Regions from separate parts of the Homo sapiens genome. Here region 2 is linked to region 1. Evidence: chromatin loops called from intact Hi-C (ENCODE). Cell type or tissue: gastrocnemius medialis. All regions are shown on one strand.

What was found. Hi-C counts contacts between places; a loop is a spot of excess contacts. Peaks named below come from ENCODE experiments on the same cell type or tissue, not always from the same donor. Only the 100,000 strongest peaks of a DNase experiment are listed, where the experiment ranks them.
Region 2: it touches region 1 in a loop (3-fold over the local background); 2 of 110 quality-filtered maps call a loop at or near these places.

Annotation. Positions count from the first base shown.
Region 1 is chr16:22,219,390-22,221,889 of GRCh38, reverse strand. The region is part of intron 1 of EEF2K (eukaryotic elongation factor 2 kinase); the gene reads right to left. Among named protein-coding and RNA genes, the nearest start is that of EEF2K, 14 kb to the right of the region's middle. In gastrocnemius medialis, a CTCF peak has its summit at 1,099 (motif pointing right); DNase peaks (open chromatin) are centred at 919 and 1,639; H3K4me3 peaks cover 852 bases; H3K27ac peaks cover 2,500 bases.
Region 2 is chr16:21,512,270-21,514,769 of GRCh38, reverse strand. No RefSeq gene overlaps it. Among named protein-coding and RNA genes, the nearest start is that of MIR3680-1, 7.4 kb to the right of the region's middle. RefSeq lists enhancers at 657-746, 1,661-2,496, 2,497-2,500. In gastrocnemius medialis, no CTCF peak of the experiment used is centred here; DNase peaks (open chromatin) are centred at 549, 1,189 and 1,999; H3K4me3 peaks cover 984 bases; H3K27ac peaks cover 2,500 bases.

The DNA.
Region 1 (2,500 bases):
CCATGTTGGCCACAGTGGCCTTGAACTCCTGACCTCAAGTGATCTGCCCGTCTTGGCCTCCCAAAGTGCTAGAATTACAGATATGAGCCACTGAGCCTGGCCAGCTTTTTAAAACTTTGTATGTTTCTATACTGCTTTAACTTTTTTACAAAGCTGGATTGCTTTAGACACAAAATAGTAAGTAAATTAGTTTAAAAATTTTTTTACATCAAACCAATAATTCCAATTTTTTTGACAGTGCTGTCCATCAGGTGCACAGTCTTCTAGAGCCAAGGCTTTGGTACTCTGGCTACCGAAGCAGGAAATATATTTATATCCTAACCCACTACATGCTTATAAAATGGACAGTAAAATTTCAAGAAATTGTGCTTAGCCTTACTTTGTATAATGCGCTCTTGCTATTTTTTTTTTTTAAATGTTATTTTTAGAGACAGGTTGCCCTGGCTGGAGTGCAGTGGTGTGATCACAGCTCACTGTAGCCTCCAACAGCTGGGTTCAGGTGATCCTCCCGCCTCAGCCTCCAGAGCAGTCCATGCCACCATGCCCGGCTAAAGTTTTTTATTTTTGTACAGACAGAGTCTCACTATGTTGGCCAGGCTGGTCTTGAACTTCCAGCCTCAAGTGATCCTCCCACCTTGGCCTCCCAAAGCACTAGGATTACTGATGTGAGCCACTGTGTTTGGCCCACTCTTGCTATTTTCTATTCTACTTAAGTCCTCTGTTTTTTCTTTCTGTTTAATCTTTTTCCTTAACACACCACCCACACATTGATTTCTATACTCACCGTTTGAAAACCAACGTGAACTACTGAGTTTGTTTCTTATCCTCTGGGCAAGACACAGTCACAGGCCTGGATCCAATGCCAGAGCCACCTGATCCTGCTTGTCACCAGAATCTTCCCTGAGCCCTGGACTGGCCTCTCCTCACTGTCAGCTGCTCCCAGCCCCAGCGCCTACTCTGCCCTGGTCAGCCCTTGGCCAGAATCCCTGCTGACCAACACGGCGTGGTGCCAGGAGCTGCCAGCAGGCCCAGCCTAGTCAGCGGCCACTGGGGGCCAGGACAGTGCCAGGAGGAGGGCCAGAACCACAGCCCCAAGCTGCAGACCTCCAGACAGTGTAGTTCGGTGGTTAAAAGCTCAGATCCAGGGCCAGGCGTGATGGCTCATGCCCGTAATCCCAGCACTTTGGGAGGCCAAGGTGGGCAGATCGCTTGAGCTCAGGAGTTCGAGGCCAGCCTGGGGAACATGGCGAAATCCTGTCTCTACGAAAAAATACAAAAATTAGCCGGGCGTGGTGGTGTGTGCCTGTAGTCCCAGCTACTCAGGAGGCTGAAGTGGGAGGATCACTTGAATCTGGGGAGGCAGAGGCTGCAGTGAATTGAGATTGTGCCACTGCCTGGGCAACAGAGCAAGACCTCATCTCAAATAAGCAAAAAACAAAAAAAAAAGCACGCTCAGATTCAGGATCTGGGCTGCTAGCGAGCAAATCTGGCTCCTTACCCAATTAATTCACGGAGCCGACTCCCTCATCTTACAGTGTGGGGAGCTCGGCCCTCGGCCATGTCCCACCACAGACCTGACGTTCTCCTCGGCCCTGGGAAATGAAGACAAGCAGCTGTGACCCTGCCTGGCACAGCGCCTTGTACACAGCAGGCACTTGATATGCATTCCAGAGCTAAGTGAGTGTCATCTGTTTTATGGCTTTTGAGTTGTCATAAATTTGCTCTTAAGGCAGCTGTGGCAAACTATCCCCCAATAGCTGTTCACTCTTTCTTCCTTGATAAGAGAACCACCGGGTTTTGGCTAAGCATGTCACGTGGCCACTCAGGATACATTTCCCAGACTCCTTTGCAGATAGATATAAACATGTGAACAAGTTTTAGTCAATGGGATATAAGAAGGACTGTGTGCAACCATAGGGAAGGGTTCTTAAAGGGAGTGTGCCCCTTGGCTCTCCTTCCAACCTGCTGGCTGAAATGCACATGTGATTGCCGGAGCTCAAGCAGCTACCCTAGACCATGAGGCGGATGGCCCTGTGCTGAGGCTGGAAGAGCTATGAGACAAACAGAACCTGGGTCTCTTATACCATGGGACAGCATAACAATCCTGGATTCAGAAACTTCATACTCTGATAGCTAAACTTGTATAATCTACTGTAATTTTCTTTTTTCCTTTCTACTTGCTAATTTTATTTGGTAACAGTAGCTCCTTCTCTCCCATATCATAAAAAGTCACATCCTCTTTTTTGTAAAGTTTTATTTTTTGAGAAAGGGTCTTGTTCTGCTGCCCAGGCTGGAGTAAAATTGTGCAATCAGAGCTCATTGCAGCCTTGATCTCTGGGCTCAAGTGATTCTCCTACCTCAGCCTCCTGAGTAGCTGGGACTACAGGTGTGTGTCACTATGCCCACCTAATTTTTTATTTTTGTAGAGACACAGTTTCACTATGTTGCCCAGGCTAGTCTCGAACTCCTGGCCTTAAGCAATCCTCCCACCTTGGCCTCC
Region 2 (2,500 bases), 710 kb after region 1:
TTTCGGGTCTGGATCCTCAGCCCTCGGGCCTCTGAGGCTGCCTTGGGAGAGGGTACGGATTTGCGAACAAGGTTCTCAGTTTTGCTGGCTGTCTTTTCAGTCGCCCAGGCACGTCCCACAGAAAGTTTCTTTTTGTGAAATAATCGTGTGAAATGGGTTGGCCTCGGTGCTTAGAACCATCCCACTGACGGTGAGTGGAAAAAATCCCTTGCTTGTCAGTCTGGTTAGGAGATGAGGTCCTTTCACGCGTGTCTTCGTGTTGGTGCGCTTTTCACGGGTCATAAAGATGAGAGGAACCAGCTCCATGTGTCTCTTTCTGGATGGCCATATGGAACTTGGCATGACAGTAGGGTTGTGTGGGTTATTTATTGCTTGATGAAGACTTGGCAGCGTGTACTGGAAATTCAAGCAATGCTGGGTTTTATCAGAAGGCGCAAAGGCTGGAGTTGAGATTCTGGCTGGGCCTGGATTTGGTTTGGGCAGTTTATCTGACCTCCCTGGGCCCCAGCTGGCTCTGCATAGCAAGTAGGGTAGCATCTACTCAAAGTCCCGGCCACAGCCGTGGACTGGCACTGGCCCAGGCGAGCTCTCAGTAAGTGGGAACTCACAGGTTCAGAAGATGCTGTGGGCCTCAGGGGCTTCCACCTCCAGGGAGGTGCTCTCAGAAGAAGGGCCTGATGGGCTCACCACATCGTGGAGAAGATACCCCGGCTCAGTCTCAGTCAGTTCCCCAAGCGCATAGGTGTTCGGGAAGTGGCCTGCAGACAGCTCCTCCATGCCTTGAAAGCAGAAGTAGCCCCCTCCTGTTTCCCTGTCCCAGTTGGGTGAAGCATGGGAGCCTGCTGGGACAGTCCCAGGCGTGCCGTCACGCAGGGGCAGGCCGTCCATCGGTCTCGCGGGACTCTGGCTGCGGGTGGCTGAGGACACCTGGCCTCATGGGAGACGGTGCCAGGGTCCCTGGAGTGAGGTGGGTCTCCTCCCCATGGCTGTCACTCCTCAGCAGATTGGTGTGGGCGGGTGTGCGTTTAGGAACCTGTGAGCTGAGACATTGTCCAGCTAGCGTCAGGCCAAAAGCAACCAAGGCTTTGAGAAATCCACCTGGCCCTGCCGAGCCTGTTTCTGGCTGTGGAATGGGATTTGCCCCAGCGCCAGGTGTCTGGGAATCACAGGCCTCCGTGTGTGAAGGTGCCAGTTGCACGGGCTGTGACCGTCCCTCCACGTGCTTGTATCTCCTGCTCACTGTGCATGTTGAGCAGCCCTCAGCCTCACTGTCTTCTCCTTTGGCAAAAAGAAAGGAGCAAGGGAACAAAGAGAGGGAGGGAAGAGCCAGAGACAGGAGCCAGGGTTTCCTTTAGTCTGGAGCTCTGGGTGCAAGATGATGTCACCCACCCACACTCGGCACAGGCCCAGGGTCGGGGGGCTGTGGGTGGAAGTAGGAATCGCCACAACTGTCTCTGAGCCCCTCCCTAAAGGGTGAAGGGTGTAAGGGGTGGGTTTTGATGGCTGTGGGCTTAGCTGTGGTCAGTGGACTCAAAGGCCAGTTGGCCAGTTAGCAGTGACCAGAGAGCAGAGGGGGCCTGTGTGTGTTTTGCCCCAGGGTCTTCAGGCTGCCTGGCTGCCTCTATCCGCCCCCCTGGTGTGTCCAGCACCCCCCTGGGGTATCCAGCACCTGTAACCTGTAGCCCCGCTTCTCAGTCCAGGCCTGTTCCAGGGCCCCCCCGGGGTATCAAGCACCTGTAGCCTGTAGCCCCACTTCTCAGTCCAGGCCTGTGTAAAACCTGGCCCCGGGTTGGGTTTTGGGATCCCTGCACCCCTCCATCCCCAACCCCCCACAGCTGGGACCCTGGCTCAGCTAGCAAAGGTTCTGCGTGTTTAAGGAGCTGGGTGGGCCCCAGAGCTCAAGCCGTGGGCTCATTGCAGGCGGCAGCCAGTGATTAGTGCTGAAATCCGACTTTCCCAGCCAGACATGAAAGTGCCGCCAGCGCCTGGGCAGGTCACGCTGCATCACGGGATTCGGGGCAAGGCCCTAGGGCGAGTTCACAGAAGCACATGACCTGAGCCACACAGGAGAGCCTAACGGGCACTTCTGACCCTTTTTCCTTGGGTCACAGACCTCTTTCATAATCCAGCAGAATGTGCAGAATCTTGCCCAGGAATGTGTACCAGCCGCCTTCACACAGAAGGGTGGGCTGTGCAGACCCCCGAGGGCCCAGGCCAGGGTGAGAGCCACCCCCTGGAGAGGGGTGTCCAAGGTAGGGCACACGCTTGCACCACCTCTTGGCACCTCTTGGCCACCACTTTCCACTCCAGCCTTTGAAGCCAGTGATAATCCCCAATTTACAGCTGGGGAAACTGAGGCAGGAGCAAGCCAGGAGCCAGGGGCCACAGTGCCCACCTCTACACTGAGGCCACCGTTTGTCTTCAGGCATAGGGGAGCACACAGCCACGCCTGGGGAGTCTGGTGGGTGCCAGGGGTCTGGGGAGGTGTCAGCAAGACTGG